Regions from separate parts of the Mus musculus genome. Here region 2 is linked to region 1. The links are chromatin contacts, found by Hi-C or POLR2A ChIA-PET in ENCODE. All regions are on one chromosome and are shown on one strand. Each heading gives the region's core, a stretch centred on a gene start or an enhancer-like site at or near the end of the contact. The rest is flanking DNA. Distances are from core to core; before and after follow the strand shown.

The links. Hi-C counts contacts between places; a loop is a spot of excess contacts on that map. ChIA-PET counts read pairs that join two places held with the same protein, here RNA polymerase II (POLR2A).
Region 2: a map of heart shows a loop between it and region 1 (4-fold over the local background). The contact joins the promoter of 1700034P13Rik here to the promoter of Mybl1 in region 1. A Hi-C loop is called at or near these places in 9 of 37 maps with a recorded cell type or tissue (T-helper 17 cell, gastrocnemius, heart and 2 more). POLR2A ChIA-PET finds 5 or more read pairs at or near these places in 4 of 5 experiments (Patski and embryonic stem cell).

The regions. Positions count from the first base shown.
Region 1 is chr1:9,698,115-9,702,187 of GRCm38, reverse strand. Mybl1 (myeloblastosis oncogene-like 1) reads left to right here and starts at 1,979. Exons shown (of 15, transcript NM_001290397.1): 1 at 1,979-2,253. The coding sequence starts at 2,234.
Region 2 is chr1:9,745,363-9,749,435 of GRCm38, reverse strand. 1700034P13Rik (RIKEN cDNA 1700034P13 gene) reads right to left here and starts at 1,788. Exons shown (of 4, transcript NR_040462.1): 1 at 832-1,788. Vcpip1 (valosin containing protein (p97)/p47 complex interacting protein 1) reads left to right here and starts at 1,054. Exons shown (of 3, transcript NM_173443.3): 1 at 1,054-3,986. The coding sequence starts at 1,280.

The sequences.
Region 1 (4,073 bases), core at 730-3,229:
GCCCGATCAGCTCTTCATCAACCAATCAGAAGTGGCGGGGAACAATACACAGGAAATGCTTCAATAATAATGACAATGCTAACTCTCAGATCTCAGGGCACAGTAGCAGCATCTGAATACACAGCATACAAAACTCTCCCCCAACATCAGAGTCTTGTTCAGCACTACATAAAGCAGTCCAGCTGGCCAGAGAACTTCAAGTGTTCTTCTTTATCTGCCATCATCTGCTGTAGGCGCTCTGGAGATCTGGTCAGCCTTGAGTACATAACACCACCTTGTCTCAAAGTATTCTGTAATACTATCTTTGGGAGGACGTTTCCCTATATAAAACAATGAGAATAAATTTTACTTAAAAATCTGATGCACTTACCTTCAAGTTCTAAAACGGTTGTTTGTATAAAGCTGATCATAACCTAAGAATATCAGTTTTGCTTCCTGTTAGAATAAAAATGGAACAATGCATACCCAAGAGTAAATATGCTTCCAAATGACATTTGAAGACTAGGAGGAGCATTCCATCATGTAGCCCTGGTGAAGCTAAGGTAGATCATGAAGAAAGTCTGGGCTCTATACTGAGTTCAAGATCAGCCTGGGGTACATAACAACACCTTGTCTCAAAAATATTAATTTCTAAATTAGTCTCTCTCTTTAGAAGCTACTATGGAACTCAGAAAATAATTTAAAAGTGCTTTTCCTTCCCAAAATATATCTTGAGAAAAAGGAAGTTATTTTTTTTTTAAAAGCGAGTGTGTATCTACCTGGTTGTTTTGAATTGCAAGCTCATCTTGATTTGTATTTGCACCTGTATCTCTGATTTGCAAAAGACGATGCGTACAGTTTCAAAATAGCAAAAAATGTCAGTTTGTAACAACATTGATCTGTGGTTCATCACTCTATGCAGTAGAGCATGGTGTCTTGCAAATTTGGGCTCTTCGCCGTGTCTAATCGCTACTGTAGTTAATAATCTCCTTGTATGCTTCTTTAACCGTGTAACTGTTGAGAAGTTGCAACTGTAAGAGGCCCCTTCCCCTATGCAAGATTTCAGTTACTCCAGCTTTCAGGCGCACCTCCGGGACTCTGGGTTCCCCGCGAAGAGCATCCCGCCCCCTTTGTAGACGGAGTACGAGGTTGAGCTTCTGGAGCACTATCAACCTTTTCCCGTTCCACGCAAGCCTCGAGATAACAACTCCCCACTTATCACACTTTTATTCATCTCTGGGGAAAACAAAAGACACAACAACAGGGTCTTGGCCAGTTTCCTTGTCCTTTCGGCGCAGAACTAACTCACACATGCTTAAGAAAATAACGGCCGCGCAAGTTTCCTGGCTAGAAGGTTAAGTAGATGACCGCGCCCTTAAGTGGCGAGACTCACAGCGCGAACTAGCGCCCGCGAGGTCCTCCCCTGCCCAGGACCCCGACTGTCCCCGCCCCAGAGGCACGCTCCGCACCCCTCCGGAGGTGGCGGCGGCTGGATCGGCCCCGGCGCCTCTTCCGGCACACACCCGGGGCGCAGAAACTCGCCTTCCCAGCAATCTCCGCGCCCCACTGGGTGGCTCACCCCGCGTTCCGTGTCCTGTCACCTCGGCCCGTGAACCGGCCTCGCGCCTCCCCCATCCCGCCCCGCCCCTCCCCCGGCTCCACGGCGCTCCGGGACTCCCGCGAGTTCCAATCCTGGCTTCTAGCCCCGCCGGCCCCGCCCTCTGCCGCGCGCGCCCTCGCCGCCCCGCCCCCGCCCCCCTGCGCGCGGCCGCCCCAGCCAATGAGGTTCGGGGCCGCGTGCGCAGATTCAAACGGCGGCTCTTGAGGGAGGCTGGGCGCGAGATTCGGCGGTGCGGACAAAACCCTGCAGGAGGCTGCGAGTGCTGCAGTGCTGCTCGCTGCGGGGAGAGGGCGGGGGTCGGCGCCCGTGACGGAGCGGCGCAGGGCCGGCAGCTCTGAGGCGGAGGCGGCGGCGGCGGGCGGGGCGGCGGCGGGCGGGAGCACGCCTCCTGACATGTCCAGGGCATCCCTGGCCGGGCCCGGCCGCGGCTAGGAGCAGTGGGTCTTGGTCCGCCCCTCTGTCCCTCAGTCCCGCCTGGCCCTGACCTGACCGGGCCTGCTTTCCGCTCTCGGTCACCTGAGGGAAGGAGTTGGGGAAGCGGCGGGTGGGTCTCGGAGAGGGAGCATTGGCCCCAGGCTGGAGGAGGCTGACCCCGCGTCCCCGCCCAGCCCGCGCCTATGCGGTACTTGAAGGATGGCGAAGAGGTCGCGCAGGTGGGTGCCATCCCCTCGGACCCGGCCTAGCGGCCCTGTCTCGACTCTTGCTCTCTGTCCTTTCCTGCTGGTCCCCACTTAGGCCCTCTCGAGCCTGGGGGGCATAGGTTTTCCTGTTCGGTGGGTGTCCCACACCCGCTTCGGCCGCGCTGGCCTGAGAGCATCTATCATTATTAGACTCCATCATTATTAGACGACTGTGTGTAGGACTCTCTCTAACAAATGCTCAGGTTGCTGCATTGACGGATTCTCCCACAGCTCACGCCCAGACTTCTAACTTCTCACAGCCACTTTCAGGGAGGTTTCTTGCCAGGTAAGTTTGCCCACTGTCAGGGGATACGCCACGCCAGGGGAAGCGGTTGTGTTTGCCTGGATGACTTGAAATGGGGTTCTCTCCTCTGACTTAATCGTGCCAAATCAAAACAGATCTCCTTGACAAACCTGGGCGGGCACGGTTCTGGGAAATCTTGAGAAGGGAATTCGCTAAATCTCCCTTGTGCGCACTGCTCTTCTGAGCTTTTCTTTTTCTTAGTATCTTCTGAGGACATTGTTACGTTGTTACTATCGAGTAAACTTGATCCTAAACCAATGTGTCTTAGTTACTTTGTATCTCAAGTATTCATGTTTGATTCTGATTGTATCGGCATTGTAACAAGTAGGACACAATGTTGTTGTTGTAGAAAGATGTGCTAGGATGTCTTTATGCACCTAACTTTTATTTTATGCTATTGTAATAGCTACTCCTAAATTGTGTGGCATAATCAGATGACAAAAAAATCTAGTGTCTCGATTTTCAGTATTAAGGAAACCTGAAAAGTATTTCTCAGAATTTCCATTTATCTAGATACACAGCTTCAAAATCTAAGAGTCATATTCCCTGAGCTGAAATTTAGTACTGAGAGTCATTCATTGCAGAGTTTGATTTAAAATAACTACGCATAAAATACTTGGCTTTATTCATATATTCTTCTATATGTAGGTTGGTTCTGCAGATATCAACATAAATTTAATTATGACATAATTACTTTATATAAAGTGGCTGCAGAATAGATTGAACATTGAAGTGGAACAAGTGTGCATATACGCATACACCCACAGGCACACTACCTTGGTCTTTTATCATTTTGGATGAGGTAGTTGTAGGGGTTTTTAGCAGCACCTTTACCTTTACTCAGTAGAAGACAGTAGCCCTTTTTCCTACAGTCAGGACAACCAAAACTGTTTACAGATGGTGCCACATATCTCTGGGGGGATGGAATCTGGACCATGCAGGTAAGAACTGCTGATCTACAACTTCAAAGACATAACATTCCCATCTTCATAAAAGATGCAGATTTAAAGATAAGATTGCTGGAGTACTGCTTTAGGCTTTTTGAGTTTTGAAGTCTAACAATGCTTTTAAATGATGTGTAAGTTAATTGAGACAATATAGAATGATGTAAAAAATGATGTAAAAAGTTATAGTTCTGGAGTAATTGTGCTGCAGTGAAACACTTCTCTGGAAGTATGTAGATAGAGGGTGTGATGAGAGATCACCATCTCTGGTCTGTTTCTTTGGGTTTTCTTCAGTGAGTTCCAGGTGCTGTTAAATTTCTTATATATTTAAATATGATTCCTGTATTAGAAGATAATGAAATGTTTGAGGATGAAATACCTTATTCATTGGGCTTTCTTCTTTGGCTGAGAATCTTAGTAGATATGAATTCAATATATAATAGAGAAACAAAGGTCTTCAGCATACAAACACTGAGGTGAATGCAATATCTTGCATAAGGATATGGGCATAAATATAGTAGACTTTCTCTATGTTATTTGGGGGA
Region 2 (4,073 bases), core at 539-3,038, 47 kb before region 1:
AGGGAGTTTGAGGTCTGCCTGGGCTAAAAAAGTAAAACTGTATACTATATATGCATAGAAAAACCTTAATAATTGTGATCTCTAACTGCTAACAGACAACGTTAACTTTCTTTTAAACTTATTTTTTAAACATTTGATGACAAGCAATTTCCTTAACACTTAAAAAAGAAGACAGGTTGGTGGCAAACATCTTTAGTCCCATCACTCAGGAGATAGAGGCAGGTGGATCTCTGTGGATTTGAGGCCACCCTCGTCTATTTAGTGAATTCTACACAAACAAACAAACAAATAAACAAATAAACAGACAGACAGACAGACATACAAAAAGACAAATATAATAACAGGATGTTTTCTTTAAAAGTGTTCTTACAAGTTGGCGATCAGTAATTCTCAAACTGTGACCTTTCATCATTAACCTACCAGCTTATAACTACGAATAAGATAGAAGCTCAGTTACGGCACTTGCTAGCTAAGTGGTAATTTTAAAAAAATGACATCGTATTTGAAAAATTAATATACTTAAAAAAAAAAGTAGCCTCATAGAAAACTCCTTCCATGTTCTTAGGACCTTTAACCCGGACTTCCTAGCAGTGGTGGTGGACTTTAGACCCTCTTCCACACCAATCCTTTGCACTTTTGTTTTCCCCAAGCACACTCCTTTCTGCGCAAGGGGAAAGTGCAGGGGGACACTACCCACAGCAGCCTAGGAATGTGATTTCTCTGACTCTTTCTCGTGGGCCATAGAATGGGGGACAAACTACAAAAGAGATCCAGTTAAAAATACAACTACCGACAAGCTCCGCGAATCATCGACTTCCTTTCTGCCCCCACCTTCCGAGTGCCTTCCTCTTCCTCCTCCCCGCGTGCGTCGAGTCGCTTTGCATCACGGTATTTGAAGTTCTTTCTGGACGGAAGCGCCTAGCACTCCTTCGCGAGAGAGGAGCCGGAAGACTCTGGTTCCCAGAGGGCAGAGCAGAAGCTACGCCTGCGCAGTCTCAGTGAGGGCGTGTATGTCTGTGTCTGAGGGAGAGAGCGAGAGTGAGTGAGTGTGAGTGCGGGGTGGGGTGGTGGCCGTTACGTTCGGGGCAACGGCTAAGGCAGTGGAGAAGTGAGAAGAGAAACAACGTCCGGCGCTTCCGCCTTCGCCTAGGAGGAGGAGGAACTGGTAGGAAAAGGAAAGCCATTCGCCCTGGGCCTGGACTAGACCTCGTCGGGCCGGCGGAGGTCTGGCTATGTGCCTTTGAGGGTCGCTTGGGACGCCGAGCGAGAGCCGAGAGCGATGTCTCAGCCGCCGCCGCCTCCTCCGCTGCCGCCGCCGCCGCCTCCCCCTGAGGCTCCGCAGACTTCGTCGTCTCTGGCGGCGGCGGCTTCTCCGGGGGGCCTTTCGAAACGAAGGGACCGAAGAATCCTTTCCGGGAGTTGCCCGGATCCCAAGTGCCAGGCGCGCCTCTTCTTCCCGGCCTCGGGTTCTGTCAGCATCGAGTGTACCGAGTGCGGACAGCGGCACGAGCAGCAACAGCTGCTGGGAGTGGAGGAGGTGACCGACCCGGACGTAGTGCTGCACAATCTGCTGCGGAACGCGCTACTCGGAGTGACGGGGGCTCCCAAGAAGAACACGGAACTGGTAAAGGTGATGGGCCTCTCCAACTACCACTGCAAATTATTGTCGCCAATATTGGCACGCTATGGAATGGACAAACAAACGGGCCGGGCCAAGCTTCTCCGGGACATGAACCAAGGCGAACTGTTCGATTGCGCGTTACTTGGTGACCGGGCCTTCCTCATCGAACCAGAGCACGTCAACACAGTGGGCTATGGCAAGGACCGCTCCGGAAGCCTCCTGTATTTGCACGACACGCTCGAGGATATCAAACGGGCTAATAAAAGTCAAGAATGCCTCATCCCAGTGCATGTGGATGGGGATGGACACTGCCTAGTGCATGCTGTGTCTAGGGCTCTAGTAGGCCGAGAGCTCTTCTGGCATGCTCTGAGGGAGAATCTTAAGCAGCACTTTCAGCAGCACCTAGCCCGATATCAAGCCCTGTTTCATGACTTTATTGATGCTGCCGAGTGGGAGGACATTATCAATGAATGTGACCCTCTGTTTGTGCCACCTGAAGGTGTCCCCTTAGGCCTGAGGAATATCCACATATTCGGCCTTGCCAATGTGTTACATCGTCCCATAATTCTTTTAGATTCCCTCAGCGGCATGAGAAGCTCTGGTGATTATTCAGCCACCTTTCTACCTGGCCTCATACCTGCAGAGAAATGCACTGGGAGAGATGGTCATTTGAACAAGCCAATCTGTATTGCGTGGAGTAGCTCTGGTAGAAACCATTATATTCCCTTGGTAGGCATAAAGGGGGCTGCCCTGCCCAAACTACCCATGAATTTGTTACCTAAAGCATGGGGTGTGCCTCAGGACCTTATTAAAAAGTACATCAAGCTTGAGGAGGATGGTGGCTGTGTTATTGGAGGAGACAGAAGTTTGCAGGATAAGTACTTACTTAGGCTGGTTGCTGCTATGGAAGAAGTCTTTATGGACAAACATGGTATCCATCCTAGTTTGGTTGCTGATGTACATCAGTATTTCTACAGAAGGACTGGGGTGATAGGAGTTCAGCCTGAGGAAGTTACAGCAGCTGCTAAAAAGGCAGTAATGGACAATCGCCTTCACAAGTGTTTGCTTTGTGGTGCCCTTTCTGAACTTCATGTCCCTTCTGAGTGGTTGGCTCCAGGAGGGAAACTGTATAACTTGGCAAAAAGTACTCATGGGCAGTTGAGGCCTGACAAAAATTACAGCTTTCCCTTAAACAATTTGGTTTGTTCATATGATCCAGTAAAAGATGTTCTGCTACCAGACTATGGATTGAGTAATCTAACAGCTTGTAATTGGTGCCATGGCTCATCTGTGCGAAGAGTCAGAGGAGATGGCTCTATTGTGTATTTGGATGGAGACAGAACTAATTCTAGGTCTACTGGTGGCAAATGTGGTTGTGGATTCAAACATTTTTGGGAAGGTAAAGAGTATGACAATCTTCCAGAAGCTTTTCCTATCACTTTGGAGTGGGGAGGAAGAGTAGTCAGAGAAACAGTATATTGGTTTCAGTATGAAAGCGATCCATCTTTGAATAGTAATGTTTATGATGTTGCAATGAAACTTGTTACCAAGCACTTTCCAGGTGAATTTGGGAGTGAGATCCTAGTTCAGAAAGTTGTCCACACTATATTGCATCAGACTGCAAAAAAAAATCCGGACGATTACACTCCTGTAAATATAGATGGTGCTCATGCTCAGAGAGTTGGAGATGTGCAAGGACAAGAATTGGAGTCGCAGCTACCAACTAAAATTATTCTTACTGGACAGAAAACAAAAACTTTGCATAAGGAAGAATTAAACATGAGTAAAACTGAAAGAACTATTCAACAGAACATCACAGAACAAGCTTCTGTGATGCAGAAACGGAAAACAGAGAAATTAAAACAAGAGCAAAAGGGGCAGCCCAGAACTGTTTCTCCAAGTACTATTCGTGATGGGCCATCATCTGCACCTGCCACCCCCACCAAGGCTCCCTACTCACCTACCACTTCTAAGGAGAAGAAGATTCGAATAACAACTAACGATGGACGGCAGTCTATGGTTACCCTTAAGCCTTCAACAACCTTTTTTGAGCTTCAGGAAAGTATAGCCAGAGAGTTCAACATTCCTCCATATTTACAGTGTATTCGATATGGCTTTCCTCCTAAAGAGTTAATGCCACCCCAGGCAGGGATGGAAAAGGAGCCAGTTCCTTTACAGCACGGTGACAGAATTACAATAGAGATCTTAAAAGGAAGAGCAGAAGGTGGTCCATCCACTGCTGCACACTCAGCCCACACTGTGAAACAAGAAGAGATTGCTGTTACTGGTAAACTGTCATCTAAGGAACTTCAGGAGCAAGCTGACAAAGAAATGTACTCCTTGTGTCTTTTAGCTACATTAATGGGTAAGAGCAATTAAACTCTGATGGTGTATTTTTATTGTGAGTATGAAATACTGAGGATTTTGTTGTTGTGGAGAGGGAAAAGAAAAA